Regions from separate parts of the Homo sapiens genome. Here region 1 is linked to region 2. The links are chromatin loops, found by intact Hi-C in ENCODE. Cell type or tissue: GM12878. All regions are shown on one strand. Each heading gives the region's core, and the rest is flanking DNA. Links, peaks and the distances in the headings are about the cores only.

What was found. A loop is a pair of places that touch in the nucleus more often than their neighbours do. Peaks named below come from ENCODE experiments on the same cell type or tissue, not always from the same donor. Only the 100,000 strongest peaks of a DNase experiment are listed, where the experiment ranks them.
Region 1: a loop joins it to region 2, with 2.1 times the contacts of the local background. A loop is called at or near these places in 6 of 110 quality-filtered maps.

What each region holds. Positions count from the first base shown.
Region 1 is chr11:88,316,978-88,333,836 of GRCh38, forward strand. All of the region lies in intron 2 of CTSC (cathepsin C), which reads right to left. Among named protein-coding and RNA genes, the nearest start is that of CTSC, 12 kb to the right of the region's middle. RefSeq lists an enhancer at 13,235-13,354 and a silencer at 13,804-14,098. In GM12878, for the core only: no CTCF peak of the experiment used is centred there; DNase peaks (open chromatin) are centred at 10,275 and 10,815; H3K4me3 peaks cover 2,403 bases; H3K27ac peaks cover 3,193 bases.
Region 2 is chr11:88,221,926-88,238,784 of GRCh38, forward strand. No RefSeq gene overlaps it. Among named protein-coding and RNA genes, the nearest start is that of MIR3166, 54 kb to the left of the region's middle. RefSeq lists a silencer at 2,165-2,365. In GM12878, for the core only: a CTCF peak has its summit at 10,135 (motif pointing right); a DNase peak (open chromatin) is centred at 10,215.

The DNA.
Region 1 (16,859 bases), core at 5,705-13,704, 95 kb after region 2:
TTTTTTCAAGATGGAGTCTTGTTCTGTCACCCAGGCTGGAGTGCAGTGGCGCGATCTCAGCTCACTGCAACCTCCGTCTTCCGGGTTCAAGCAATTCTCCTGCCTCAGCCGCCTGAGTAGCTGGGATTACAGGCATGCGTCACCACGCCCGGCTAATTTTTGTATTTTTAGTAGAGACAGGGTTTCGCCATGTTGGCCAGGCTGGTCTTGAACTCCTGACCTCAGGTGATCCGTCTGCCTCGGCCTCCCAAAGTGCTGGGATTACAGGCATGATCCACCACGGCCAGCCTTCTTATTTAATATTCATAAAGCCAGTAATTCTTAATAGACACACTATTTATATGAGTAATCCTAAAAAACTACAACTTTGTTTTTGTTGTTATAACTTAAACCCTACACATTCCATTAAATTGATGGAATTATTTTCCCTTTTAAAATTTTATTTTATACTATTCTTACAATCTGAAATAATGTATCAATTTTAGAACCTGAAATTATTCTGTAAAAGTACAGAGCTGCAATGCCACTCTGCACGACAACAACTTAGTAAAAGAGAGGCATTTACCAGCGGGGAAGCCAAGTACGCAGTACCTTAAGGGGGACCATCCACTGTACCCCTGTGATTTTCTTGATTTGAATGTTTTCGGGGTATGTCATTTTTTCCTGTGAAATACTTCTTTTGTGATTTCTGACGTTGTATCACCAATTAAGAAGTTGAAGTTTTGACCCCGCTATCCAGCTTGAAATGCAGCCAAAAAATTTTTCTGAGTTTTCACTTATATAAACATCAGTCTCTGAAGACTGCCTTGCACAGATGAGATAATTTAAGTTTCCATTCATTTATGCTAATTTCTACTGCAACAAATAGATAATTTCCTAAAATATGAAGATCAAGCCCTAGTATTTAAGTTTAAAAAACTATTATGATTCAATAACTATCCATTTGCTTCTTCAATATTACCATTAAGTTGCCACACATTCTCAAAATATCCCTTCTTCAATTTCCCACTCATTTTATCAGCTATCCAATTAGATATACCTAGTCATAGGGAAATTTTGGAATTGAAGTTATTTTTGGGAACTGAAGTTATTTATCTTGGATCTTTTACTTGACTGCTTTTTGACACTGAGGAGAGGGAAAAAAAAATTCCTTAAACCTGTTCTACTGTTTTCTTGATTAATAATATACTTAGCCAATGTCTGAATACTTACTTTACATAACAAACTTGGCTAGAAGACAGAGGCAGTTTAGTAAAGTGGACTCCGCCCTTTAAATCCAGTCTGTCACTTATCATTTACGTAACCTTGAGCAAGTCAAAACTAGTGAGCCTCAGTTACTTTATCTGAAAGTAGGAATGATATCTATAATTGATACTACTTTACTGGACTGCTATGAAAGATATAGATGAAATTGAAGTTGGAAGAGTTAAAAAGTTATACAACATTAAACAAGTGACTATACTAACATTACCATCATTACCATGAAGGATACTTCATCCATGCCTTCATAGAACTTATATTCTATCCAAAACTGCCAACTGGGCAGCTGACACTGGGACCTATCCTTTCAACCAGTGGTTTCCAGCGGAACATTGGAAACAAAGTATTGTAACTCCCATATATATTTCTAACATAAAAATACAATTGGCCAGGCGCAGTGGCTCATGCCTGTAATCCCAACACTTTAGGAGGCTGAGGCGGGTGGATCACCTGAAGTCGGGATTTTGAGAGCAGCCTCACCAACATGGTGAAACCTTGTCTCTACTAATAATACAAAAATTAGCCTGGCATAGTGGCACACGCCTGTAATCCCAGCTACTTGGGAGGATGAGGCAGAAGAATCCTTTGAACCTGGGAGGTGGAGATTGCAGTGAGCTGCAACCATGTGCCATTGCACCCCAGCCTTGGCAAAAAGAGGGAAACACCGGCTCAAAAATAAATAAATAAATAAATAAACTAATTAAATTGAAAACTTCCACTATTATTTAATATATGAAACAACATTGGTGTGCCCATCAGATCTAATATCAGATGTTCATCTGTTATGTACAGTGTGCTAGTAAGTCCCTATAAGATAGTTAAGGCACAGCATATTCCCTTTTTCACATCTGCCTGCTTAAACTGACTTGAGCATCTTATCTGAATTAATCAGGCTAACACTCATAAAATGAACAAGTAGTTTAAAATATACTTGCAAAGAAACAAGGATTTGCAAATACTAATGATGCAAACATAAGAAAATGGCAGTTTTTTTATAATTACCCTATTCTGACTTCTGTCAAACATGTTGACAGAAGTTTTTAAAAACAGATGTTTTGAAATGGTTCCATCACTATAATATTTTTTTTAGTCCTAGACATCAATAAAGCAAATGTTTCAGTTAAAATTTGTCTATTAAAATTGTCATCCCTAATACCAATTGATAATTATTCTAAATCCTTCTAAAGCTGTGACACTTTCATACTTTTAACAAAAATGTGTCAAAATCTACTGAAATTCTTTAAGATTTTAAAACACATCAGAAAATTTTGTTTCCAAATGTTGAAAATTTACAGTCATGAAAATTATCAGTAACAGGGACTCTAACATTACTTTTGGCAACAAAATCATAATAATGAAGAATATTTTACATTATTTTCAAATGATATCTTCTTAAAATATATTTTGGGTAGGGCACAATTTTATGACATTAATAAAGTATTTAATCGCTTAATATTTCACATTTTATAACAAATGTAGTACAGTGATACATGTATATATAATTTTCAAAATGTACCTATAGATAATTTAGAATACATAATAAAAAATTTAGACATCCAAGTCTAATCCATCAAGATGATTTGTAATTTTGAAAAGAGTACTTTGCATGGAGTTGAATGATTTGATGATTAACCAAATATGGAAATATTATATTCCAGCAACATTAAAAAACAAAAAATGTTTCCATTTTTGCCCTTTGTTTACTGTAGAAATCTATATACGTACAATTACCTCCATTTGCTGTCAGAAAGGAACCAGGCAAATTTTACTGAATTGGTATTTTGCCAAATCCATCAGAGTGTCACATCTTTCCTCAGAAAGAAACCAACTTCCCTATGTCAGTTCCAAGGAATAGCTATAGTTTTCTGCCTATTAACTGGACTGAACCATGCATTTAAAAAGTCGAATTGTAATAAAATGCAAAACTGCCAGGAAATAGTTACAGTGGTTACAGCCAAGCAACTTCCAGCATTTTACTGAAGGAACTGGAAGTTTACATGTGAAAATGGAGGGTCATAAATCTGTTTATTTCCAGTGCTGAAAGGACATTACATTAAAACCAAAATACACACTCCAGAATTAGCTAAGAAAACAGCAATTTACTGCACAGCAAAGTAGTCAAAGTCCCTGGGCTCATTCCTCACTTACTTACTCATAAACTCAAACCGTAAAGTTGGAAAAAAATCTTAAGAGTTCATCTAATCCACTCCTCAGCTCATGTTCCTCACTATACTCAACAGAGGTGAGGCACACCATGCAGCATTTCAAAGCTTCGGTCCTCCAGGCTTTGGGGAACCCCTGCAGTCAGAACACTCAGGATTTCCCTTGATAGCTAATTTTGTTTTTAGTAGTTTTGAAAGTTAGAACATCACTGTTTTTAACTCTGAGCCCTATCTTGGCCTCTATAGGCTTACACAAGATTAAAACATAAATAAATAAATAGAATAAAATATAAAAGTCTAATCTCTTTTCCACTAAATCATCCAACATATATGGCCTGAGGGCCCACCATAGCCTCTAAGGACACAAAGGTAACACTTCAAAGAACACATCAATAAAACAATACCACATGATATATTACATAACATTCTTTATTTTACAAGTATTTATTGAAGGCTTATTATTGGTCATATATCGTGTAATACATAGGGAATCAAATGGTTAGTAAGATGGAGTTGATCCTTGCCCTAATGAAGTTTAAAGACCAGAGAGGAATACAAACAGGCAATTATGACACAGAATACTAAGCCTTATTATATTCAGGGATCTTCTGACACATGTATCTGCAATTTTGTACTCACTGAATCTTCTCTTCCATAATAAAAGCATGTTGATGCAAAATTACTCAGATAAAAGAACTCATTAGTAATTTTTAAAATTCCATATTAAATATATATACATATATATTTTAAATTTTTTAAGTTCCAGGGTACATGTGTAGGATGTGCAGGTTTCTTACATAGATAAACATGTGCCATGGTGGTTTCCTGCACCTATCAACTCATCACCTAGGTATTAACCCATTTATGCCAGAGGTTGCAATTTGTTGAATGTGAAAAATCAGACCTTGGCAATGACCTTGAGCAGGATATAAAGAACTTCCACATGCTTAGCATTCCAGAAATGGAACACTAGGCATAAATGGGTTAAGCCCAGAATGCATTAGCTATTTTTTCTAATGCTCTCCCTCAGCTTGACCCCCCACCCCCTGACTGGCCCCAGTGTGTGTTATTCCCCTCCCTGTGCCCATGTGTTCTATTGTTCAGCTCCCACTTATAAGTGAGAACATGTGGTGGTTGGTTTTCTGTTCCTGCATTAGTTTGCTGAGGATAACAGCTTCCAACTCCATCCATGTCCCTGAAAAGGACAGGATCTCATTCCTTTTTATTGCTGCATAGTATTCCATGGTGTTTATGTTCCACATTCTCTTTTTCCAGTCTATCACTGATGAGCATTTGGGTTGATTCCATGTCTTTGCTATTGTGAATAGTGCTGTAATAAACATACATGTGCATGTATCTTTGTAATAGAATGATTTCTATTCCTTTGGGTCTATATGCAGTAATGATATTTCTGGTTCTAAATCCTTGAGGAATCACCACACTGTCTTCCACAGTGGTTGAATTAGTTGACATTCCCACCAACAGTGTAAAAGCGTTCTTATTTCTCTACAACCTCACTAGCATGTTGTTTGACTTTTTAATAATCACCATTGTGACATGAGATGGTATCTCATTGTGATTTTGATATGCACGTCTCTAATGGTCAGTGATGTTGAGCTTTTCTTCATGTTTATTGGCCACATGAATATCTTCTGGGAAGTGTCTGTTCATGTTCTTTGCCAACTTTTTAATGGGGCTCCTTTTTTCTTGTAAATTTGTTAAGTTCCTTGTAGATTCTGGATGTTAGACCTTTGTCATATGGATAGATTGAAAAAATTTTCTCCCATTCTGTTGGTTGCCTGTTCACTCTGACAGTAGTTTCTTTTGCTGTGCAGAGCTCTTTAGTTTAATTAGATCTCATTTGCCAATTTTTGCTTTTGTTGTAATTGCTTTTGGTGTCTTTCTCATAAAATCTTTGCCCATTCCTATGTCCAGAATGATATTGCCTATATTCTATTCCAGGGTTTTATAATTTTGGGTTTTACATTTAAGTCTTTAATCCATCGTAAGTTGATTTTCGTATATGGATTAAGAAACAGGAACAGTTTCAATTTTCTGCATATGGCTAGCCAGATATACAGTAGGATTAATTGAATAGAGAGTCCTTTCCCTATTGCTTCTTTTTGTCAGCTTTGTCAAAAATAAGAGAAGAATCAAACAGACACAATAAAAAATGATAAACAGGATACCACCACTGATCTCACAGAAGTACAAACAACCAACAGCAAATACTACAAACACCTCTATGCAAAGAAACTAGAAAATCTAGAAGAAATGGATAAATTCCTGGATGCATACACACTCCCAAGACTGAATCAGGAAGAAGTTGGATCCCTGAATAGATCAATAACAAGTTATGAAAGTGAGGCAGTAATAAATAGCCTACTAATGAAAAAAAGTCCAGGACCAGATGGATTTACAGTTGAATTCTACCAGAGGTACAAAGAGGAGCTGATACCCTTTCTTCTGAAACTATTCCAAACAATTGAAAAGGAGGGACTCCTCCCTAACTCATTTTATGAGGCCAGCATCATCCTGATACCAAAACCTGGCAGAGATACGACAACAAAAAGAAAACTTCAGTCCAATATCCCTGATGAACTTCGACGCAAAAAATCTCAATGAAATACTGATAAACCAAATCCAGCAGCACATCCAAAAGCTTATCTACCACAGTCAAGTTGGCTTCATCCCCAGGATGCAAGGCCGGTTCAACATATGCAAATCAATAAACGTCATTCATCACATAAACAGAACTAAAGACAAAAACCACATGATTATCTCAATAGACACAGAAAAGGCCTTCGATACAATTCAACATCGCTTCATGTTAAAAACTCTCAATAAACTAGGTATTGAAGGAACGTATCTCAAATAATAAGAGCTTTTTATGAGAAACCCACAGATAATATCATACTGAATGGGCAAAAGCTGGAAGCATTCCCCGTGAAAACTGGCACAAGACAAGGATGCCCTCTCTCACCATTCTTATTCAATATAGTATTGGGAGTTCTGGCCAGGGCAATCAGGCAAGAGAAAGAAATAAAGCGTACTCAAATAGGAAGAGAGGAAGTCAAATTGTCTTTGTTTGAAGATAACATGATCCTATATCTAGAAAACCCCATCATCTCAGCCCAAAAGCTTCTTAAGCTGATAAGCAACTTCGGTAAAGTCTCAGGATACAAAATCAATGTGCAGAAGTCACCAGGATCCCTATACACCAACAAAAGGCAAGCAGAGAGCAAAATCATGAATGAACTCCCATTCCCAATAGCTACAGAGAGAATAAAATATCTAGGAATACAGAAGAAGTGAAGGATCTCTTCAAGGAGAACTACAAACCACTACTCAAGGAAATGAGAGAGGACACAAACGAAGGGAAAAACGTTACATGCTCATGGATAGGAAGAATCAATATCATGAAAATGGCCATACTGCCCAAAGCAATTCACAGATTCAATGCTATTCCCATTAAACTACCATTAACATTCTTCACACAATTAGAAGAAACTATTTTAAAATTCATATAGAACCAAAAAAAAGCTCGTATAGCCAAGACAATCCTAAGCAAAAAGAACAAACCTGGAGGCATCATGCTATCTTTCATACTATACTACAAGGCTACAGTAACCAAAAAAGCATGGTACAAAAACAGACACATAGACCAGTGGAAGAGAATGAAGATCTCAGAAATAAGACCACACATCTACAACCATCTAATCTTTGACAAACCGTACAAAAACAAACAATAGGGAAAGGATTCCCTATTTAATAAATGGTGCTGGGAGAACTGGCTAGCCATACGCAGAAAATTAAAACTGGACCCCTTTCTTATACCTATACAAAAATTAACTCAAGATGGATTAAAGACTTAAATGTAAAACCCAAAACAATAAAACACCCTAGAAGAAAATCTAGGAATGCCATTGAATATATTTTTTACATATCAGTTGCTTTGGTTATATTTACATCCTGAAAGTCAGCTTGAAATATGCAATTCTTTTAAAACTCTGCAGGAAGGTAACCTGATAATATTCTTTAGAGCAGGGAATCAAAAAAGATGTATATGGCACCATTCCTGATTTGTCTTTCTAGAATCCTACAAAATTAATTCTTTGTAAGTTGGTAATACTTGTGAAAAGTCTGCAAAAAGAAAAGAAAACTGTGGTGCATTTTCCAGGTACCTACAAAGTTCTATGTGCATTAGGTGTTGAAGATATACAGGGAGAAATACAGATTTTCAATCTGGAAAGAGATGAAAACATGCTACCCAATCACTCCATTACAGCATGGCATGAAAGCAGAGGTACCTGCGATATGCAATGGGAACCAAAGTTCTGATGTTTCTCACGGTAATAGAGAGAGCTGGGGAGGGTTTCAGAGAGCAGCGTCATCAAGGTCCTGAGTGATAAAGAATTTATCAGGTCCAGAGGTGAGATAGATAAAAGTTTCCAGGTGGGAGCAGTCCACTGTACTCTTAATTCATCTTTCTGAAATACTTCTTCTCAGAATAGCAGAACAGTATACCTCTCAGATCATACAAAGAGTCATCTGAATCAACAGAGTAAGGATGACAAACTACTCTCTAGAGAAAAATTCTTCTATTCAAGCAGAAATGCAAGAGAGGAAAGTCCACCCAGACAATATGAATTAAACATAACCCCATAATTTCAGGCTTACCAAAGCTGAAAGAAGTCAGCTCTAAACCAACAGAGCAGGAAACAAGACCATTATTCGGCAGGAAAGAGCTAGAAGATAGCAATCAGTTGAACAATACTGTAATTAAGATTAGTAAATTTGACTATGACACTTAGTTTGTACTTAATTTGAAGTTTACAAAGCTCTTCTACCAATTTCCAAACTACAAACTGAAGGAGAAGGTAAGTTTTGGTCTTCAATGAAAAAACCCTGGTTTAGGCAAGAAAGTCAGTAGCCTAATAGCTAAGGAAACCTAAGCTTCAAGGCAGTTCTTCTCTTAAAACTTCAACATGAGCCCATGCAACATTAAACTAATATTCATGATGCTCACAGACTGGAATTTACCAGGAAATCCAAATATGCCTCTAAATACCATTTACTTATTTGTGAAATGGCTTTTTTCACTATTTAGCCCCAAGGAAGTCTTTAGGCTTGAAAGACAAGTTCTAGCATTTTACAGTTAGAAACTCTGTGAGCTTAGCACTGTAAGAGATTAATTTTCTCTATCTATAAAATGAAACTAGTTATATCTACTTTACAGAACTTTTGTAGCTTATAGTATGTCAACTTCTTAGCACAAAGCTTGTACCTAATGAAAAAAGAAAAGAAAAAAAATAGGGTGTTTACGATACCATCTTTCTGGCCAGAGGTACTGGAGGTCTATAATCTGTAGAAGTATACTATAGCAGTCTGACATATCTGAGAAAGCCTCTTTTTTCCCTTCTTTAAATATGTCCTCCATAGGACCATCTTCCCTTCAATAACTTATATCTGTGAATCTCAAGAGATCCAAGGGCCTTATTTTCTCCTTACAACAGGCTCTTGGGTTCCTCAAGGTAATTAGAGAAAGGAAAGACACTCAGGCAGACAGTTAAACTGTGAATAAAATTTACGCTGTGAATAAAACAAAACATACACTTCAAATCCTGACAATCTTAGAAAAAAATCACTGTAATAGAAGGGATTTCAAAAGAGAAAAAGAACAACGTGTTGTATATTGTTCCTTTTATTAAAAAACTGAACGGTGAAGCCACCCAAGATTTTGCATCTTCAGAATTTTTTTTTCCTTTCTCCTGTGTAGTCTCTGGTTGTTCACATTCCAAAATGATGTTTACTGTTTTCCAAGGGAGTGTTCAGGAGGGCAGCTGCCTTGGAGGTAGGTCACCAGGACTCCTTTGCATTTTGCATGCAAATAAAGACTCCAGAAGGGACTGTAGCTGCTAGAGGCCTTTGCTAGCTGCTACAGGTAGGTCCACACTGTCGCAGGCTGCTCTGTCTCTTAGCCCCAACGTCTGTTCATGGCTGTGGTTTTAAAAGAGTCCCTCAACAGATGCTCTATTTAATAACTACAAGACAATAAAAACTAGGGTTACAAGCCAACAAGGATCATATTGTCTCTTAATATTTAATCATATCAGTTTCTTTAAGTAAAAAAAAAAAAAAATACCAGCACTGATATTTGAGATCCTGGTATATTTTTGTAAATGTTAAGACATTCACAGGAAAGATGCCATTCTGAAGCTAAATGCTTAAGCAACATGTACTGCACATGCAACCAACATGCTTTAGAAGCACATGCATCTGAAGGTAACTGCCACTGAAAAAAACGAATATGTTTCTGAAACATACTTAAGAAACAGGCTAAATATAGTAACTTAGATACATTAACATGTATACCTTGCAAACTTTAATTTAGGCTCAGTGCTGCCTGAATCCACATGACTAGGTACTAGGCTATTTATCCCATTTACACAACAAATTACCAGGGTTTATCTTTTCTACTGGTGGAGCGGTCTCCCTAACTAGGAGAAAGAGTGAAGAGTTAAGGATAAAATTTTGTAAACTGTATTTTGAGAACAGCTTATTTTTCGTGGAAAAAAAAAATAGTGAACCTATCTGGGAAAAGTTTCCTATTGCATCTTCCTCCTAAGCTACCACCATACAATATATTACAGACTCTGAGAAGTTCTGAAATAAAGAAAACTATTTAATACATTCTATATTTATTCAACTACCAGAAAGAACTGAGAAGAAACAGCTTACTAATTTCAACCCTAATGCTCACTTTGATCTGTTATTAGTGGCTGTATGGAACATTGCTGAAGCTTAACAAGATAACGCGACACAACTGATGAGCAATTCCTACCTGGCAGATGTGTGGGTCACTGCTGGTTCATTATAAAGTTTGGAAAATGCTAATATAAGATAAACCTATGGTGCTTTCAATACTTGTTCCCAGTTCCCTTTTTCATATCTCACTTCTGGTATTTAAGAGCCAAGTAACAGAGGAAGGAAAAGGGGAAAGAATATTATGTTAAAATGCAAGGAAGGGTAAGTCTCTATTAATTTTACTCTCTAATCACCTATTTCTTCATCAACATTTTAGACATTTATGGATCCAGTGTGAGCAATGATTTAAACATCTATTCTGAAAATGTGAAGAGAATGTAAAGAGTGAATAAGATTCTCTCCTCCTCAGTGAATAGTCTATTAAGACTATTTTAATAGAAGCCAGTTTTACAAAGCTGGGTCATGTCAGATAAGTGATGAGTATGTCAATTTCTCTGTAAAAGCCACCTTCTCTGTGGAAGACAGATCTAAGCTGCTGTGGCCTCACATGTTTCTCTCTTGAGGGATTCTTTTCAAGAAAAGAATAAGCAACCTAAGGCAGCCTAACTACTTTACGAATGTGAACTGAACTTGAGTCAACCTTTTTTTTAGCTGGGTCTTTACCCTTTTCGGTTCACGTCTACTTAGGTTACAAGTAGCATTCTTGGGAGAGCTGATTTGACATGTGAAAACAGAACATAATAAAGTAGAAAATTACTCACATAAAATAGTGCAGACAACTTAGAAACAGCAGACAAGCAGGCTCAAGCAAGAAATTCATAAGAAAACCATAATCTCTCCAGTCACCCTCTGATGAATAAATAGGCATTAATTTGCATAAGCCATCAGGAAGTGAGGAAGCTTGCTTTTAATAAGAAAGTTAGAAATTTTTCAATGGAGCTCACCCAGTTTGTTCCTCAGATGTGGCAAATCATATATCCCCACAGTTCCCAGCTGCATGAACAAATGACTGATAAAATCAGTGACATCCTACAAAGAGTTTACAATGGTAAACTGAGTCATTATGTTGAGATTAAGCATCATCATGAAAGAAGACATAAAATAGTTAGGCAGGCACTCAGTGCTAAACTTCTGATACTTTTCCTCCACTGAAATACTCTTACAAGTAAACCCAAAGTTGTTTAAAACAAAACAAAAAAAAGACAAAATGCTGAGCTTGATATATTGAATCCAAATTTTAAAAAGTATACCTATCTCAATAAGTCTTCTAAAATTGTTATATCTTAATAATGAACCCAGAAGGCTCAGTGAAAAAATGTCACAATATTCCCAAATCTTTTATTGTAGAAACACAGGCGACATTTCTGGCTGTGTGATAAGCTTGAAATTTATTAATCACTAGCACACAAAGTGAGAAATTAAACCCTCTAGTATGGATTTCTCAACATAGAGTTCTTGTTTCTGTTTGTTTTGTTTTTGAGACAGAGTCTCACTCTGTCACCCAGGCTGAAATGCAGTGGCACAATGTCAGCTCACTGCAACCTCCACCTCCCGGGTTCAAGCGATTCTTCTGCCCCAGCCTCCCAGGTGGCTGAGACTATAGGCGTGCACCACCACACCCGGCTACTTTTTGTATTTTTAGTATAGAGGGGTTTCACCATGTTGAGGCTGGACTCCATCTTCTGACCTCAGGTGATCCACCAGCCCCAGCCTCCCAAAGTGTTCTTGTTTTGAGTAGCAACTTGCTTTAGAAACACTGATGGTCATTTTTTTTAGCTTATAGTTCTATTAAGATTGGAGCCTTTCAAACAAGAGCTCAATTAGAAAGCCCTAAGATTTGCTTCACTATCACCAAATAAAATTTCCAGCCATAATGAGTCTACTTCCCCTCTACATATTTCCTCAGCCCTTGAGTAGCTTAATCTTCAAAATAAAATCTGAGTTCCTTCTCTACTGCTCCCTTTTAGAGTCAGTTTCTTTTACTGCCTCAGAGAAAGTAAAATGAGAAACAGTAGGTTAGAAAGCCTATTCAGGCTGGGCGTGGTGGCTCACACCTGTAATCCCAGCACTTGGGGAGGTCCAGGCGGGCGGATCACTTGGGGTCAGGAGTTCAAGACCAGTCTGGTCAACATGGTGAAACCCCATCTCTACTAAAAATACAAAAATTAGCTGGGCGTGATGGCGGGCACCTGTAATCCAATCTACTCTGGAGGCTGAGGAAGGACAATCTCTTAAACCCAGGAGGTGGAAGGAGCGAGGGCCTGGGAGACAGAGCTAGACTCCATTTCAAAAAAAAAAAAAAAAAAAAAAAAAAAAGCCTATTCAACAGGAGGTCATTTTTTGGAGCTTAGTTTGTTTTACAGGACTTCCTGTCTCTGGGCAATTTGGTGGAGAGAATGCTACACAGAGGAGCTTTATACATGATCATCATTAAAAATGAACAAAGTACATAAGAGCATAAAGAAGAAAAAATAATCACATATCCAGCCATCATGTAAAGTCAGACATAATTAAGCATTTTCACAGTATTCTGTTTCGTGTTGTTACATTGTGTGTGTGTGTGTTTTGTTTTGTTTGGAGACAGAGTCTCACGCTGTCACCCAGGATGGAGTGCAGTGGTGCAATCTCAGCTCACTCCATGCTCTGTCTCCAGCGTTCAAGTGATTCTACTGCCTCGGCCTCCCAAGTAACTGGGACTACAGGCGTGCGCTGCTATGCCTGGCTAATTTTTGTATTTTTAGTGGAGATGAGGTTTCACCACGTTGGCCACGCTAGTCTCCAACTTCTCAAAGTGCTGGAATTAAAGGCAGGAGCCAAGCTAGCCTGCATTGTGTTTTTATATAGGAGATTGCCTGCAGGTACTTTTAAGAAGTGCAAATTTGCTAAAGTGTGCCAAGTACAATGAAATGGTAAATGCTACTAAAATCTGATAATCTTAGAAACTGGCCTGTAGATAGTATTGTCTTTTGTTTTGGCCAGCCCAGTGTTTTAAAGGAAATTTGAATTTGAATGCCTCTAAGACTGTTTCCATCTTGCCACAGGCCTGATTACTCCTTATTAGTTTACATAAGGTTATTTCAAATGCTTAGATACCCACCCACCTGAGTGGGCCCTAAATGTAATATGCAACTCCCATAAAGTGCTCAGATAATAAAATGCCTGGAGGATGCTGAGTAAGAAAAAATCTTTCATTTTTTTATTATTATTATTATTTTGAGACACCCAGGCTGGAGTGCAATGGTGTGATCTCGGCTCACTGCAACCTCTGCCTCCTGGGTTCAAGCAATTCTCCTGCCTCAGCCTCCTGAATAGCTGGGATTACAGGCATGTGTCACCGCACCCAGCTAATTTTTGTATTTTTAGTAGAGACGGGGTTTCTTCATGTTGGCCAGACTGGTCTCGAACGCCTGACCTCAGGTGATCGCCTGTCTCGGCCTCCCAAAGTGCTGGGATTACAGGTATGAGTCACCGTGCCTGGCTGAAAAAAATATTTTAAAAACATACCTAGTACCTCCTGCTCAACTCAAACTATGCAAAAACTTTAGATGTCAAACTTTTATTCCTTCCAAACTTTTATCTAGCTTGAAGTCACATCCAAATATATGTATCTCCATCCCTACTATACCCCCAATTTCTCAAGCTGTTAAAACCAAGTTTTAAAATGGCTTAGAAATCTCAAATCATAAAAAATGTTTCTCTTTCAGATAAGCCCTGAATAAACAGAACTTAATAAAGCAAGTTTCTAGCAATAGGAGCTATTCTGATTGATTCCGAAGTGGAATGCCGAGAATGGCAAAGAAGCTGTGTCTCTCCTGGTGAGATGCAGGATGCTGAGGGAAGCAGAAGGTAAAAGCAGGAGCCTAAAAGAATGCTGTGGTGTGGAAAAACTACTCAACGTGCTTTTTCCTATTCTCAGTCAGCAACAACAATCAATACAAAAGACTTCGGTGACCCCAAAATATGTAGGAAGTTCTCCCCACCAGCAAGCAAGCAATCAATTCTGCAGCAGACACCAGCTCAGTGCCCTCCAGTACAACTCCAATGCTACCTACCAGGAGACAGTTTCAGATCCCGTAGGTTGAGGGCTTAGTCCCCAAGACTGCCTGCCCACTTTAGACACCAGTCTCAAGTCCAGGCCTCCAGAACTTCTGATGGACTGGCTTCAAATTGGGGTTCCCATAACCCCCTCTTTGGGTTCAATTAATTTGACAGAGTGGCATAAAAACTCAGGGAAACATGTTTATGATTTATTACAAAGGATATTTGAAAGGATATAAATACACAGGCACTTGAAGAGATACATAGAGCAAGTTCTGGAAGGGTCCCAGACACAGGAGCTTCTGTCCCTGCGGAGTTAGGGTGGACCACCCTTCCAGCATGATGAGTTCTTCTTCACCTTCCTGTCAGACCCTACATGTTTAGCGCTTCAGAATTCCCTCAAATCTGTTCTTCTTGGGCTTTTATGGAGCGTTCATTGAATACACATGATTAAAGCATGGATAACCATGTTAAAATATAATTAGGTTATAAGGACATGATCTAAACCTAACAAGGCCTGTCTGTTCAGATTCTTCTTGGTGTCTCTGTGCAGTGTTCCTTCTGCTATGGTATGGGGCAGAATACTCTCTGGTATGAGGGTCTTAGAAACCATAATCAGATTAGAGTTCTGCAGTGGGCAGATGAAAGGAGGGTAGGAGAAGATCAGAGAGAGAGATTCTGGTTTCTGTAACAAGGGTCTTGGGAGTGAGTTATGAGCCAGGAACCATGGACAAAACCTATATATGTCATAACATACAAATACTCTGCATGTACCAACTACTCAACAAACTCGAGCAGCAAGAACAATAAGAAACAATCTACTTCAAGCATATCTGAAGCATATATAAAGAGGATAAAAGGAAGCAAGTTGTAGGGTTCCAGTCAGTGGAGAGGCGTGAAAATCCAATTGATTTGTAGGATAACAACAACGATGGCAGGTAAGCATGGCAAGAATTTGTCAAATATTTCTGTAATGGCAGTAGGTTGAGTATGTTTTCGTTTATGTAAGACTCTTTGAATAGCAAATACTACTCAAGTTTTGATGTTTTCTCTTTTTACAAAAATAAATTTTAATGTAAAAGATGCTTTCTAATTCTATAGGAACAATTCTCACATGCAATACTTATTACATGGGCTTGTGTTTTCCTTGAGTTACGCATCCTTTCAAGCACGGTTTCCCCAGCTGCAGGAAATACCCTGATGCTTATGGTAAAATCTGTAAACTTTCTGTATTAATAAATGTCACCCATCAACAGTGGATGACTTTATTATTCAAAGTCAACTCCATCTTAATATCTTTCTTAAGTTTTTAAACTCTGTTTCCCATCACTCTTGCAATTGGATTTACTAAAATAACATGGTATTTTATCACTTTGCAAGCTATGTTTATCTGGAACTACCTGATTATATTAAGTTTCAAAAAGAAGTATCCTATTATATTCTACTCTGCCTAAGGAAATTATGGTGCTTGTCATAAGACCTAACTACTGACCAGAGTGGTTGATTTTTCTGCAGAAAAAGAAAACATGGCCCTGATAATGGTTTTGTCAAATGGGCACTTTAAAATAGACATATCCTGAAATCAGTAGGGCAGGAGTATTTTTTCTATTGTTATTCCTAATGAAAGAATAAGGATTCGATCAATGCCATCCAGAACCATATGATTAGGCAGGGTTCTACCCTCCAACAGCATATATATTAATTCTTTCCAACTCATGGTTGGGAACACATATAACTTTATTTGGCTTTAAAAAGTGATTTTCTATTGACCTAATGTGACTAATGTTCTTAGGCAATGGCAAAACACCAAATGTGCTTACACCGTGATTCACAAAAAGTGATACAATTCCTCATTCAGCCACCAGCTAATTCCCTCTGTCCCTACCAGCTTTGGACTACTATTTAAGCTAAGAACTAACTGATGAAAAAATAATAAAAGAAGAAAACTGCTTTTGTCTATATCTATTACATCTCTGGTAATTAAATAATGATTTTAGAAGTTTCCCCACCAGTTTCTCCAATTCTGCAGAATTTAAGAATCAAAAGTTTTCTAAGTCAAAAGAATAAACTATGTACTTGTCTCTTTTTACCTATTCCTCATCTCCTAAATAATTTATTTAACCTATTTCCCAACTGAATTCCACTTCATTCATTCATTTTTTTTGTAATAAATTGACTAGGTGTCTATTGTGTGTCAAAGAAGAAGGGATAGAGACAGAGGAAAAGAAAATGACAAAAAATTATGTACAAGGTTTATGGTACATGGTAACAATTGCCTTGAATATCTCTTCCTTTGCACATGCATTCCACATGCAATTGATTCTTAATCTGAAGTCAAAGAACCTTTGAAGGGCTGTGACAGAGTAACTGTAAGAGGTCTGCAAAGGCCTAGGCTCATCAACGTATACACCAAAGATTATTTTCAGGTTAAATATACCACATATACATTACAATTTTAAAAATTTATATAGATACTATTGTAAGTATGTTTTTTACAAAAAAAATGCGTAGCATCTGGAAATGATACTAAAAATAGTTAACAACTGGTTAAGCATGGGTTTCCACTAATTCAGTGGACTGGTGGCCATCAACAGCTAGCATGGACAAACTGGTTTCCACCAGCTGCATATC
Region 2 (16,859 bases), core at 6,044-14,043:
AATTGATCCCTTTACCATTAAGTAATGGCCTTCTTTGTCTCTTTTGATCTTTGTTGGTTTAAAGTCTGTTTTATCAGAGACTAGGATTGCAATCCCTGCCTTTTTTTGTTTTCCATTTGCTTGGTAGATCTTCCTTCATCCCTTTATTTTGAGCCTACGTGTGTCTGTGCACATGAGATGGGTTTCCTGAATACAGCACACTGATGGGTCTTGACTCTTTATCCAATTTGCCAGTCTGTGTCTTTTAATTGGAGCATTTAGCCCATTTACATTTAAGGTTAATATTGTTATGTGTGAATTTGATCCTGTCATTATGATGTTAGCTGATTATTTTGCTTGTTAATTGTTGCAATTTCATCCTAGCATCAATGATCTTTATAATTTGGCATGTTTTTGCAGTGGCTGGTAGAAGTTTTTCCTTTCCATGTTTAGTGCCTCCTTCAAGAGCTCTTTTAGGGCAGGCCTGGTAGTGACAAAATCTCTCAGCATTTGCTTGTCTGTAAAGGATTTTATTTCTCCTTCACTTATGAAGCTTAGTTTGGCTGGATATGAAATTCTGGGTTGAAAATTCTTTTCTTTAAGAATGTTGAATATTGGCCCCCACTCTCTTCTGGCTTGTAGAGTTTCTGCTGAGAGATCAGCTGTTAGTCTGATGGGCTTCCCTTTGTGGGTAACCTGACCTTTCTCTCTGGCTGCCCTTAACATTTTTTCCTTCATTTCAACTTTGGTGAATCTGACAATTATGTGTCTTGGAGTTGCTGTTCTCAGTGAGTATCTTTGTGGCATTGTCTGTATTTCCTGAATTTGAATGTTGGCCTGCCTTTCTAGATTGGGGAAGTTCTCCTGGATAATATCCTGCAGAGTGTTTTCCAACTTGGTTCCATTCTCCCTGTCACTTTCAGGTACACCAATCAGACGTAGCTTTGGTCTTTTCACAGTCCCATATTTCTTGGAGGCTTTGTTCATTTCTTTTTATTCTTTTTTCTCTAAACTTCTCTTCTTGCTTCATTTCATTCATTTGATCTTCCATCACTGATACCCTTTCTTCCAGTTGATTGAATCGGCTAATGAGGCTTGTGCATTTGTCATGTAGTTCTTGTGCCTCGGTTTTCAGCTCTGTCAGGTAGTTAAAGGACTTCTCTGTATTGGTTATTCTAGTTAGCCATTCATTTAATCTTTTTCCAAGGTTTTTAACTTCTTTGCCATGGGTTCAAACTTCCTCCTTTAGCATGAAGTAGTTTGATTGTCTGAAGCCTTCTTCTCTCAACTTGTCAAAGTTATTCTCCATCCAGCTTTGTTCCGTTGCTGGTGAGGAGCTGCATTCCTTTGGAGGAGGAGAGGCACTCTGAGTTTTAGAATTTTCAGTTTCTTTGCTCTGTTTTTTCGCTTTGTTTTTTCCCCATCTTTGTGGTTTTATCTACCTTTGGTCTTTGATGATGGTGATGTACAGATGGGGTTTTGGTGTGGATGTCCTTTCTGTTTGTTAGTTTTCCTTCTAACAGTCAGGACCCTCAGCTGCAGGTCTGTTGGAGTTTGCTGGAGGTCCACTCCAGACCCTGTTTGCCTGGGTATCAGCAGCAGAGGCTGCAGAACAGCAGATATTGGTGAACAACAAATGTTGCTGCCTGATCATTCCTCTGGAAGTTTTGTCTCAGAGGAGTACCCGGCCGTGTGAGGTGTCAGTCTGCCCCTACTGGGGAGTGCCTCCCAGTTAGGCTACTCAGGGGTCAGGGACACACTTGAGGAGTCTGTCCGTTCTCTGATCTCAAGGTGCATGCTGGGAGAACCACTACTCTCTTCAAAGCTGTCAGACAGGGTCATTTAAGTCTGCAGAAGTTTCTGCTGCCTTTTGTTTGGCTATGCCCTGCCCCCAGAGGTGGAGTCTACAGAGGCAGGCAGGCCTCCTTGAGCTGTGGTGGGCTCCACCCAGTTGGAGTGCCCTGGCCGCTTTGTTTATCTACTCAAGCCTGGGCAATGGCAGGCACCCCTCTCCCAGCCTCGCTGCCGCCTTGCAGTTTGATCTCAGACTGCTGTGCTAGCAATGAGTGAGGCTCCGTGGGTGTCAGAGCCTCTGAGCCAGGCACAGGATATAATCTCCTGATGCTAAGGATATAATCTCCGTTTGCTAAGACCATCGGAAAAGTGCAGTATTAGGGTGGGAGTGACCCGATATTCCAGGTGCCGTCTGTCACCCCTTTCCTTGGCTAGGAAAGGGAATTCCCTCACCCCTTTTACTTCCCGGGTGAGGTGATGCCTCACCCTGCTTCAGCTCAGGCTCAGTGCACTGCACCCACTGTCCTGCACCCACTGTCTGACAATCCCCAGTGAGATGCACCTGGTAGCTCAGTTGTAAATGCAGAAATCATTCGTCTTCTGCATTGCTCACACTGGGAGCTGTAGACTAGAGCTGTTCCTATTTGGCCATCTTGGCTCTACCCTTATTTTCTAGTTTCTAAAGAGAGTTTATTCCAAGCAGAAAGGTTGAGATGGTCCCACATGGGAAGCACAGATTCCTAAGAATGAAAATCAGTGTTCCAAAGTGTAGAGGTGTGGGGTTACTTATATAGAGAATGTTTAGAAAATCTTACCAGAATTTCAACATGTTTCTAAGTAAAGATTAATGCTTAGTTACAATGATCTGATTAGTAGAAGAGATCATTTTTTTTGAGGGATGGTATATTTAACATTTCATACGGAAGATGTAACTGTCACAGGGTTTAAGGGACAGAAATGCAGGAATCTTACATGAATACATTGCATAGTGGTGAAGTTTGCTTTTACTGTACCCATCACCCCAACAGATAGTTTTCAAATCCTCATCCCCATCCCACTCTCCCACCTTTGGTAGTCTCCAATGTCTATTATCCACTCTGTATGGCCATGTGTACCCAGTGCTTGGCTCCCACTTGTAAGGGAGAACATGTGGTATTTGACTTTCTGAATTATTTCACTAAGGATAATGACCTCCAGTTCCACCCATGTTGTTGCTAAAAACATGATTTCATTCTTTTTTATGGCTGAGTAGTATTCCATGGTGTGTGTATATCATATGTATTTATGTCACATGTATATATCACTATATTTCATATATATACATATACATATACACACCACATTTTCTTTATCCAGTCCTCTGTTGATAGCTACTTAAGTTGATTCCTTATCTTTGCTACTGTAAATAGTGCTGTGATAAACAAGGTGCAGGTATCTTTTTTATATAATGATTTATTTCTCTTTGGGTATATACCCAGAGGTTAAATTGCCGGATCAAATGGTAGTTATATTTTCTGTTATTTGAAAAATCTCCATTCTGTTTTCCATAAATGTTTCACTAATTTGCATTCCCACCAGTAGTGTATAAGTGTTCCCTTTTCTCCACATCGTTGCCAACATCTTTTGTTTTTAGACTTTTTAATGATAGCAATTCTGACTAGTATAAGATGGTATCTCATTGTGGTCTCTGATGATTAGTGATGCTAAGGATTTGTCAATATGTTTTTTGGCAGCTTATATGTCTTCTTTTGAAAAAATGTTCACATCTTTTGCTTACTTTTTAATAGAGTTTTTTGTTTATCTCTTGTTGATTTGTTTGAGATCCTCGTAAATTCTAGATATTAGCCCTTTGTCAGATGCATAGTTTGGAAGTTTCTTCCCATTTGTCTGTTTACTCTGTTGATTCTTTTTGCTTTGGAGAAGGTTTTTGTTTAATTAAATCCCATTTGTTTATTTTTGTTTTGTTGTGTTTGCTTTTGAGGACTTACTCATAAATTCTTTTCCTAGGCAAATGTCAAAAAGCGTTTTTCCTAGGTTTTCTTCTAGAATTTTATATCTTCAAGTTATACATTTAGCTCTTTAATCCATCTTGGCTTAACTCTTGTATATGGTGAGAGATATGGGTCCAGTTTCATTTTTCTCCACATGGCTTCTAATTTTCCCAGCATCACTTATTGAATAGGGTATCCTTTCCCCAGTGTATATTTTTGTTGAGTTTGTTGAAGATCAATTTGCTGTAGGCATGTGGCTTTATTTCTGCATTCTCTATATGGTTCCATTGGTCTCTGTGTCTATTTTTATACCAGTACCATGATTTTTTGCTTACGATATCCTTGTAGTATAATTTGAAGTCAGATAGTGTGTTGCCTCAAGTTTTGTTCTTTTTGCTTAAGATTGCTTTGGTTATTCAGGCTTTTTTAAAATTCCATATGAATTTTAGTATTGTTCTTACTGATTCTGTGAAAAATGACCTTGGTAATTTGATAGGAACTGCATTGAATCTGTAGGTTGCTTCAGGCAGTATGGTCATTATAACACTATTCACTCTTCCCGTCCATGAGCATGGAATGTTTTTCCATTTGTTTGCGTCATGCAAGATTACTTTCATCAGTGTTTCGTAGTTCACCTTATACAAACCTTTCACTGCCTTGGTTAAATATATTCTTAGGTATTTTTTTGTAGCTATTGTGAACAGGTTACCTTCTTGATTTGGCTCCTGGCTAGATCATTATTGTTATATTGAAATGCTACTAATTTCTGTACATTAATTTTATATCCTGAAACTTTACTAAATTTATTTCTCAAATTTTTGAGTTTTTTGGTTGAGTCTTTAGGGTTTTCTACATGTAAGATCATATAATCAATGAGAATAGATAATTTGACTAACTTTGTTCCAAACCGGATGCTTTTTATCTTTTTCCTTTTCTTTATTGCTCTAGTAAGGACTTCCAGTACTGTACTGTATAACAGTGGTGAAAGTGGACAACCTTGTCTTGTTCCACTTTTTGGAATGCTTTCAACTTTTCCCTGCAAGTATGATGTGGCCATGGGTCTGTCCTAAACAGCCTTTATTATGTTGAGATATGTTCCATTTATGCCTAAGTTGCTGAGAATTTTTATCATGAAAGGATGCTGAATTATATTGAAACTTTTTTCTATTTCCATTGAAATGATCCTAAGTATTTTGTCCTTAATTCTATGTGATGCATCACATTTATTGATTGAATGGATGGTTTGTTTATTCATTGAAGGATGGTTGAACCATCCTTGCATCCTTGGGACAAATCTCACCTGATCATGATGTATTATCTGTTTGATGTGCTGTTGGATTTTACTTGCTAGTATTTTATTGAGGGTTTTTGTATCTATGTTCACTAGGGATATTGGTCTGTAGTATTGTTTCCTTGTTGTGTCCTTGTCTGGTTTGGGTATCATTGTGGTACTGGACTTGTACAATGGTGAGGGAGAATTTCACTTTCCTTGATTTTTTGGAATAGTTTCAGGAGGACTGATATTCATTGTATGTCTGGTAGAATTTGGCTGTGAATCCATCTGGTATTGGGCTTTATTTTGGTTGGGAAATGTTCAACTCATCACTCATTACTGGTCTATTCAGGAGTTCTATTTCTTCCTAGTTCAATATCAGGCAGTTATGTGTTTCCAGGAATTTATCCATTTCCTCTAAGTTTTGTTGTTTGTGAGACTATAGTTGTTCATATTGTATCTGATGATCTTTTGTATTTTTGTGGTATCAGTTGTAATGTCTACTTCTTCATTTCTGGTTGTATTTATTTGGCTCTTCTTTCCTTGGTTAGTTTAGCTAGTAGTTTATTAACTTTTTTATCTTTTCAAAGACTCAACTGCTCATTTCATTGATTCTTTGTATTCTTTAAATCTGAATTTCATTTCATTCTGCTCTGATCTTTGTTATTTCCTTTTTTCTGCTAACTTTGGGTTTGGTTTGTTCTTTTTTTAGTTTCTTGAGGTGCAATTTAAGTTATTAACTTGTGATCTTTCTACTTTTTTGATGTAGGCTTTTAATGCTATAAACTTTCCTCTTAGCACTGCTTTTGCTGTATCCCACAGGTTTTGGTATGTTGTGTTTCCATTTTCATTTACTTCAAAAAATTTTTAAATTTCCAACTATACCTCTTCATTGACACAGTGATCATTCAGGCATGCCGTTTAATTTCCATGTACGTGTATATTTACCAGACTGCGTTGGCATTGATTTCTGACTTTATTCCAGTGTAATCTGAGTAAGTACTTGATATGATTTTGATTTTTTACAATCTGTTAATACTTATTTTTGGCCTAATATTTGGTCTATCTTAGAGAATATTCCATGCGATTGTGAAAATAATGCATATTCTCTATTTATTAGGTAGAATGTTTTATAAATGTCTATTAAGTCAATTTGTTCTGAAGTCCAATTTAAGGCCAATGTTTCTTTGTTAAGTTTCTACCTCAATGATCTGTCTAGTGCTGTTAGTGGGATATTAAAACTCTCTACTGTTATTGCATTGCTGTCTGTCTCTTTCTTTTGGTCTAGTAATATTTGTTTGGTAAATATAGGTGCTCCAATGTTGTATGCATATATACTTAGGATCGTTATATCCTCTTGCTGAATTGATCCCTTTATCATTACATAATGGCCTCCTTCATCTTCTTTCTTTACTGTTTTTGATTTAAAGTCTGCTTTATCTGATATAAGCATAGCTACTCCTACTCACTTTTGGTTGGTTTGTGTAGAATATCTTTTTTCACCCCTTTACTTTCCGTCTAATTCAGTAAGGTGAATTTCTTGTACCATATAGTTTTCATCCCTTTACTTTCAGTCTAATTCAGCAAGGTGAATTTCTTGTACCATATAGTTGGATTGTGGGCTTTTTGTCTATTCTGCCAATCTTTATCTTTTAAGTGCAGCATTTTATTCATTTACATTCAAGGTTAATATTGATATGTGAGGCTTTGTTTCTGGCTTATTATTGATTGATTTCAAGTTGTTTTAAACAATTCTTTTTTTTTCTTTTTGTCTTTGTGGTTTAATGAAATTCTGTGGTATCTTTGACATCTTTCTATTCCTCTTTTGTGTGATTGTTTTATACAAACTGTAAGTTGTATATTGCCATGTGTTTTCATGGTGGTGAATATTAACCTTTCATTTCTTGCTTAAGGACTCTTTGAGCATTTACTATAGGTCTAGTCTAGAGTCTAGTAGTGGCAAGTTTTCTCAGTTCTTTCTTGTCTGAGAATGACTTAAATTATCCTTCATTTATAAAGCTTATTCTGGCAGGATACAAAATCATTGGCTGGAAGTTTTTCTTTCAGTATTTTGAAAGTGCCATCTCATTCTCTTCTGGCCTGTAATACTTTTGCTGAAGAGTCCACAGTTAGTTTGATGGGATTTCCTTTATAGTTGACTTGATATTTTTCTCTTGCTAATTTTAAAACTCTTTATTTCACTTGGACTTTAGACATTCTGAGTATAATATGCCATGGTGAGGTCCTTTGTGCAATGTATTTTCCTTGGGGTTGCTGTGTCCCCTGTATCTAGATGCCTAACTTTCTTGATAGATGAGAAATTTTCATTATTTTCTTAAATATGTTTTCTAAACTTTTTGATCCCTCTTCACTTTTGGCAATACCAATAATTAGTAAATTTGGTCACTTTATCTGGTCCCAGATGTCTGAAAGCTTTGTTCATTCATTTTTTATTCTGTTTCTCTTATTTTTGTCTGACAGGATTATTTTGAAAGTCTTGTCTTCAAGTTCTGAGATGCTTCTTCTTGGTCTAGTCTATTATTGAAACTTTTGGATATATTTTTTATTTCTTTCAATGAATTTTTTAATTCCAGAATTTCTATTCTATTTGTTTTTATGATGTTCATCTCCTTGGTAAATTTCTCATTAATATCCTGGATTGATTTTCTGATTTCTTTGTATTGATTTTCAGGTTTATCTTGCATCTCATTGAGATTCTTTAAGATCAGTATTTTGAATTCTTTATCTGAACTTTTAAAGAGGAATTATTTTTGATTGGGATCTGTTATTGGATAATTTTGGTCCTTTGATGGTATCATATTTCCCTGATTTTTCATGTTTCCTGTGTCCCTCCATTGATTTTGGTGCATCTTGTATAGCAGTCACTTTTTCCAAGTTTTTGAAATTGCTTTCATAGGGGAGAATTTTTTCCTGAGGATGTGTATATGTTGTTGATTCAGTTAAGATACTGTGGCTTTGATTTTGGGTGCTCATGGTAGTGTGATCTTTGTATGAATATTTTGGCAGTACACAGGGCAGTGGTCTCTGTGATTTCCTCAGTGACTAAGGGTACAGCTAATAGTTGAGTTTGTGGTGGAATTAAGCTAGTGACCTGGACACCAACTAAATCAGTCTTCAGGCTCTGGTGGTAGTAGCAGTGGGGTCCTTTCAGGCCCCAGAGCAACTTACACTGGCTCTAGTGTTTGTGAGTCTGGGAGGACTGATTCTTGAGCCTTCACGTGGCTTGCTTAGAAATTAATAGTAAGAGCAGTGGTCCCAGTGTGTGGGTGGGTTCTTAGGACCCTTGGTAGCTAATGTGGTATGGGTGATGGTAGTAGCAATGGTGGTGCAACCCACTGGGACCCAAGCAACGCATGTTGTTGTTGCTGGAAGCTGTGATGGGTTGGGTGGGCTAGTCTCCAGTCCCACAGCCACCTGTAGCAGGGCAGTAAGCATTGTCCTAACTGTGCTTAGGAGAGCTTTGTCTCACTTATCCCTTTCCCAGCTGGGTGGCAGCTGCAACTATGTCACCTCAAACTTGGCCCAAGGTTGGGGCACAGCCCAGTATTAAGTTCTCAGAATGGCACTCTGGGCCTGTGACCAGGGAGTGTAAGGTCCCTTCAGGCAAGAAGCATGGGCAAGAAGCTATGGGAAAAGCAGTTTACTTGAGTCTTGGTCTTACAGCAGCCCGTAGTAGGGTACTGGGTATTGACCTAGATGTGCATTGGGAAGCCTGGCTTTCCTATACCTCTTTAACTGGGCATTAGCTGAAGCCATGTCAAGTCAAACTCATCTCAAGGGCAGGGGACAACCAAGCATTAAACTCTCAAAATGGCACCTTGAGTCTATAGTCAGGGAGGGTGGGTCTCCTCCCATGCAGGCAGTGTGGGCATGAAGCTGTGGAGAATACAGTCCACTTGTGTCTCAATCTCACAGCAGCCTGTTGCAGGGAAGTAAATATTGTCTTAGATATACATAGGATACCTTTGTCTTCTTGTTCCTCCTTGGCCAGATGGCAGCTACAACCACATCAGCCTGAACTCAGGCCTAAGGTGACATATGGCTCAGCCTTAAACTCTCAAAATGGCACTCACCCTGGGCCTGGGACCCAGGGTGGGCAGAGTACCTTCCAGTCTAGCAGTATGGGCAAGAAGCTATGGGGAATATGGTCCACTTACATCTCAGTCTCACAGCAGCCCACAGCAGGGCAGCAAGCACCCTCCTAGGGGTGCATGGGAGTGCCCAGCCTCTTCTTTCTCTTGTTGGAGCAGTGCAGTAGCCCCAGCCATGTTTGTAGATCTCCAGTATCTAGGCTCTCAAGATAGCTCCCAGCTGAGGCTGCTCCAAGCTCAGGTGCCTGTGAAATTTTGCATGGGTTCTCTTTCTGGAGAAACATCTCTTTGCAATCTTTAGCCAGCTCTGTATGTCAAGCCCAAGGCCCTAACGAGTTAAGGGTTTCTTTGGTGGCCATGATAGTAAAAGCTGATTTTGGAACCCCGGGGGTTTCTCTTTTACTATTTCCCCATGTCCAGGAGGCTCTCCTAACTTTTAGCTGGTTCCTGGCTGGGCAAGCTGTCTTGCTCTCTCTTTACCTATTTCGGGTGCTTCTTGTCACTGCTCTGGGGAATCCTAGCATTGTGCCCTATATGATCTGTTTAAAATGTGAGTATCTGCCAACTATTCTGATATCTACTTACTATCCTGGTTCCTCTCCTAGGAGGAGGCACATATTACCTATGTCTAGCTGGCCATCTTTATATGATGCACAGTGAGTTTCATGGATATGCACCCAGAGCAGGTCCCCATCTACCAGCCAGTTGTCACTATTTTTAACTGTCACTTTAATTTCCCTAGAATCTAATAATGCTGCCCTCACTTTTATTCCTGTGTTTTGTGCTAACATTTAATCTTCATAACCACCTTATATAATAGGTATTATTTTCCATTTTTATAGAAAAGCAAACAAATCACAAAGAGCTAAGAAGCTGCCCAAGTTTACTTGGATATTGAGCACAAAGTCAGGACTCAGAGCAAGGTCTGTAGCCTCAAAAGCCTCTATTCTATACAACCATGCCATACTCACTTAGAACCGTAATATGGAGCAAAGCCACTAGGTGGAACCCCATAAAATCTGCGCTTGCCACAGGCCCAACATTAATCACTTTAGTCCATCGGATGCTGATGCTGGAAAGGATGAAGCAAATCAGTGATCCTACCCCTTCATTCTCACAGAGGAGAAATCTGAGAACTAGCTAAGGAAGAGAATTGCCTAGGTCACACATTGATTTAGTAACATGCCCCAAATCAGCACCCAGAGTGTGTATTGCCGTAGGTCTTTGCATTTGCCACAGTTATTGTTTTTCTTCCATGGTTATAAACAGAAAAGATGTACAGCTTACATAAAATCAGGAGAAATATCTGATCCATCTTTTCTATGGCAAGACAAAGCAGGGTTGGAAAACGTTAATTAGCTTGTGAACACACACTCTCAGCCAGAGGAAGTGTGCTTCATAGTCAAGGCTCACAACAGTGTGCATTAGAATAAAAGTATCTATGTTTCCTCTTCTAGATCATCAAAGGGTTTTTACATCACTTGCCTACTGCAACTAAATGCCAGGGCTTGGGCATACTGAGGGGAAAAGGCTGTCTAGTTTTTCTGCTCACAAATGTTGTGGTCGGAGGCAAGTTTTCTGCTCACTGCTTCCACGGAGTAAAATGGTACCATCTGCTGTGCCTAATGGGCACAATCAGAGTGCGGAGTTATGGGGTCTTGAGATGAGATGATTGTAAGAAAAAAACTGATTATGACAGACGATCATTGATAGCTTTGCTGTCCCTTCAGTTCTATCATAACCCCTTTTACACAATGACAACCTGCTACCATGCCACTGTCCTAGAAGGGAATCTCACAATTGCATGCAGCAATCTCAAAAATAGAAATGATACAACAAATAAGGATGGTTATATTGTTGAAAATAACGCTGTTCAAAAATTGTTTAAAACAGTTAGCTTTTTCTATGCTATCTCATTCCTCCCAGCTAGATTTACCTTTAAAAGAACACTAAATGAGACTTTATCCTCACAGCTGAAAAAATCTGGTCTTCTGATAGAAAGCTTTTGTGTCAGTTAATATATTTATACAAAAGGTAGAGTAGCTAGAAATAGAGGTGCTCCATATATAAAGATTAATTAAACTTCTAGAATTTTCATTGCTAAATTTGTAAATTCAAAATAAAAACATAAATCACTTTTATAAAAAAAAGGGAAAGAAATGTCTTACAACCTTTACAGAAAAGGATATAAGAATTAACTTACTATTTATTGCAACCAAATCTGTGAGTTGGGTAATATTATTCCAATGTTTCAGAAAAAAAAGTTAAGAACAACAAAAAATAAATTGTACAACGGGTAAATGTCAGAGCTGGAATTCTGTATTTGATCTTTTTTGGCTCCAAAGCCTGTCATTCGAACCACTACACACTTAGGGTCACTATTAGGCCCTGTATTCTACCTCTTTTTCATTTTTAAAGAAATAACTGGCAAAAATTTCTCATAGTGGCGTATTATATAGAATTGTTTTCTTTTACCTTTAATTTTCTAACAACAGACATAAAAACAAAACAGGAGAAAAATACACAATATTGTTGCTAAAACAGTGAATGCTGTAGAACAAAATGATAGGTGATATGTGTGTGTATATATCCTTCTTTCTCTTCTTTTCCATATGTAGTTACATTATTTTAAAACTTAAAGAAGAGTATTAAGGAGACGGGACAGAAGTTAATATAAAAATACTTAAGAATTCTGAAAAAGCCGGCAACTTTTCTTTCTACCTTGTGATAAGTCTGAGATGACACCCTTTGACACCGTTTTCCTCCTCCCTATCCATTCTCAGTATCTAGAGCCCTGACATCACACACACACACACACACACACACACACACACACACACACACAATATTGCCACATTTCCTACTTTCTCTTTGATAATACCCATTCAAACTGAGCTTTGCACCTCTAGAATTGGTTCTCCTGGTTCCTGGAGTCCCTCCTGCTGTGAGATTTGCTCTGACTCTGGACTATCCCTGCCTGCTTACTACCTACCCTCCTTTTCTTACACTTTTCTCACCAATAATTAAGGAACACATGCATTTTTCTAAACAAACCAAAATATGCTGTAGCTCTGTGCCTTAGTACAAGCTTCCCCTCAGAAAAATCCTTTCCACTTAGTTACCTCAAACTACTTACCTTTTAGGTATGTCCTCCATCCTGGGGCCTTCCCTACATTACACTCTCACTCCCCAGTGGTTGCTTGTTCCATCCTTAAGTCTGTGTACTCTTTTCCTGCCCCTCCTTTAGATTTGCCATTTTATAATACAAATATTTGTTCATATTTATCTATTCCTTTGGTCTATGAGATCCTTAAAAGCAGAGATCTGGTCTTGTTTGACTTTATAACTTCATATCCTAGCATAGTACCTTCATAAAGTAGCTATTCAATAGTAGTAATAATAATGTCAATGATGATGATGACAACGACGATGAAGAATGGATGGATGGATGGATGGATAGATTAATGGATCAACAATGAAACAGATCAATAAATGAAACGATATACATAAGCAGTAGGTGAGATGTTTGAAATTCCACCAACAAAAAACCGACTATGAGGCCTGGTATAGTTTGTGTGCAAATCCTCTGTCTTGTCTTCTTGGCTGTGAAATCTGTCTGGGGTGGCTACTCCAACAGTGTCTCCAGCCCTGCTTTCTACTAAAGTACAAGCCTGTTAGAAGTTGCTCCATGCATAGAAAGACCTCACAATGTCGGATCCTGGATTCTGCTTCTCAATCTGCCTTAAATTAGGCTGTAACCTTGGCCAAGTTGCTGTAATTTTCCTAAGAAAATTCTGTTTCTTCATCTAAAATGGGAATAGTAACCCATGCCCACATTTCCACCCCATGTGAGGTATTATGAAGGTGTGATACATGACAGGCTTGCAAACAATAAAGTGTGATGCAAATTTAAGGGCTATTACTAAATGTCGTTTCTCTTCTTATGTATACGGTCCTGAATTTACTCTCAGGTGAATTTTTTTTTTTCATGTCAGCTATAACATACTGATTTCTAACTCCTGGTAATTCCATAGGATTTGCTGGTGAGGAGGCAGAGTATACTGTGCTAAGAACGTGGACATTTGATTTAGATTTTCATATAAATCTTAGCTTCATTATTTATTAGCTACACGATTTTGAAAGTTTATACAACATTTTTGCTCCTTAATTTCCTCATCTCCAAAACAGGAATATTAATGCATTTCTTACTGGTTCAACATAAAAACTAAATATGATAATCTAATGTTACAGTATATATAAGCTCCTTGTACATACATAGTAGGTACTTTGTAGAGTGGAGTACTGAATAGAGAGGAGATGTCTAAGGACTGCACAAACTCAAATTCTGATGGTAAAGACTGTTTCCAGTTGACTGAGGTTAAAAATAATATAAAATGACAAACTTTAACTCTTCCCAGAAAATTAACTAGAATTAACTTAAGAAATCCAGGAAGAGTCAGTCCTATTCTTGAAATTTGAGATCAGCCATTGCTTCCAAATATTCATGTATCACAGCCATAATCTTTGTTAATATTAAGTATTATCCAGACTATTACTTTTTTAAATGATTAAAGTTAGATGTTGTTTAGCAATATCCTCCATAAAATCACAGGTCTGATATGCTGGTTAAATTTATTCTGATATATATGAGAATAAATATTTTGCCTAAAACACATAATAATACAGAACCACCACCAAAAGTAAGAAAATAGAAAAAAAGTTGTATGCTACCTAAATGGTTTAGAGAATTCTTCATTGCAAGCTTCTTTCTACAAATGTTTATGCCCTTAAATCTTGCTCACAATTTTGTCATTAACTGGATTTAAAATAGCTACAAGGAATGAAATAACACTATGGCTTGAAGTGTTTAAAATCAGTTTTTAAATTTGTATTACACAAAGAGTAAGTTTTTGCTTGCTCAGAATATCAAATTTCTATTGTATAGGGCTTCTACCTCAAGCAAGTACCTGGCAAATCATTGGCATCTATAGGATATTGGTAGATGGGATGCATGGAGGATAGAAATTCATCTTATGCTTATTTGCATTTAAAGCCACAAAGACTCTCTGCATGTTAATTTAATCACTAATTCATCAAATAGCCAATTAAACTAGAAGATTCAATTCCATCTGAGAAGTGAACTAACAGAGGCTTATGAAGAGTAACAAGGGGCACCAAGTAAAAGTATCTTACCTACCCAGCAAGGGGGAAACTTGGTAAGAGACAGGAATCTTATTTAACTTTCTTGTAACCCATTGTACCTTGATTATCTATATTTTTGAGAACTTTACTTCAGACCTTAACAAACTTAGGAAACTGGAGTTTCCTAACTGGCTTCCTACATGGCTGCTATTTATTCTTCATTTATTCATTGGATAAATATTGACTGAGCCCTTACTATGTGCCAGGCACTGTGCTGGAACTCTGATCAAGCTACCACCCACTCCATCCCCTCCCTGTGGCCTCTGGCTGGAGTCCACATTTCTTTTCTTGGCATTCAGGGCCCATGTTCATCTGGCCCTGCTCATCTCCTGACCACTCCTTTTCCAGCACTTCCTATTCCAGCCCCTGCACTGCTTGCTTCTCCGATGCCCTGTATTTGTGGCCCTTGCAGCCTTTGCATAGATGCATATCTTTCTTTACCTGGCTCTCTCCTCCCAGCCTGTTCTAAAGTCATCTCTTCTAGGAAAAGGAGACTGTGAAATAGCTGGAATCCTCAAGGATATCTACTGATATTCTTTAAGAAAAAAACCTAAATAGTGGTTTATGTTATGTATCTACGCCAAAACAATAACAAAAAAGGAAAATATATTTTACAAGGTTAAAGTGGTCATTTCTAATTAGTAGAAAATAGATATTTTTAATCTGTATTTTCTAAAATGTTCTTTGATTACCATCTAATTTTATACTGGGAAAAAATAAACATTTTTAATAGGGAAGGGGAGAAGGGAAAAAGAGAAGCAGCAAAGAAGGGAAAAGGATTTTTTAAAAAGACAGTATAGAAGCATTGAACAAATTTCACAATGTTAAATAAGCTACCCATCAGCTTAGTGAGCTTGCCTTTATTCGTCTATAATAAAAATCACCCTCATGTTTCCCATTTATAGCTAAACTCAGTTAATTACAGCATTGTTTGTGGTTGCTTCTGGGCAGAGTCAATACAGGTAACTAGATCCTTTACAGTCTTTAGAAAGTTACTTTCATTCCCTGTGAAATATCAATATCTGGTGCAGTGTGCATTAGTAAGGAGATCCAGTGAGTAATAATATGATCCTAAGGTTGGTGAAGTGAAAAACAGAGGCAATTAGAAAGATAACTCAGGCAGAGTTTCTTGCCCCTGAATAACCAAGAGCAATCATTTTTGTCAGACTTATTTAGAAAAAGATCTCAATTCTGAGGTTTAGCAAAGCCAGGAGCATTAGAGAATCATACTCTCTTGGAGGTGGATAAACCCTTAGAAGTTGTCAAATTTTGTCCTAGTAGTGAAAGCTTTTGTTCAGATCAATTTAAAAATAGAAGCTTGGTACAGTAACTTTTGGGTAGCATGACAAAGTACAGTTGACCCTTGAACAACACAAGTTTAAACTGTTAGGGTCCACTTATATGCATATTTTCTTCTGCCTCTGCTACCCCTGAGATGGCAAGACTAACTCCTCCTCTTTCTTCTTCTCCTCAGCCCACTCGTCATGAAGACCTATATGATGATCCACTTTCACGTAAGAAAACTAAATATTTTTTCTCTTCCTTATGATTTTCCTAATATTTTTTTTCTCTAATGCACTTTATTGTCAGAATATAGTATACAATACATATAACACAAAAAGTGTTAGTTGGCTGTTTATGTTATTAGTAAGGCTTCCAGTCAACAATAGGCTATTGAAGAGTCAAAATTATACATGAATTTTCAACTGTGCGGGGAGTTGGTGCTTCTATCTCAACTTGTTCAAGGGTTAATTTTAGAAAGAACAGGACTCACTGACTTAGATAAATCCAGGCTTGAATTCCAATTTCATCCTTAAGCAAGTAACTTGTCCTAACTGAAGCTCTCTGTTTTCTTGTGACTAAAACACGGATAATAAATTCTACCTCAAAGACTGGTTGTGATAACAAATGAAATGCAGCCTGGATTTAGTATTACCAGCCTGGTGCTATTACTATGTAGGGGCTGCAGTTTTTTAGCCCTCCCCAAATTAAATACTAGGAAAATGAGTTTGCTCCTTGGAAATTAAAATTAGAGCTAACATATGCAAAATCACTGAACAAGTCTGAATAATTTACAGTCCAGTAGAACTGATTTGTATTTGATGGAATTTATTAGCATTTTAAGAAGGAATATGAGACTTAGAAGGAGGAGTTGAGAATCTCAAAGGCATTCAACATCTAAGCATTTTCCAAAGGATATTCAAATGTAGCCAATAATCTAAAAGTCTTATTCAGAAGGGAATCCCCAATGTGGAAAGGTTGGAGAGATTTTATACCTAGGACTTTTCTATTTCTATTTTCATAGGCACTACTACCCTTACCCACAGATGAGGTGATCAGGGAATCTGAGGCTAATGCCATTAGACCTTGAGTGCCTCTGGCTTCCCTTGTCCTGATTCCATGTTATTCTCACAACCTTTGATACTTATTTGGAATCCCATGTGGATCAGCCTCTAGCAACAATATGTAATGGTCACTTGGAGGTTGAGTATTCTAGTCCCTGTGGCC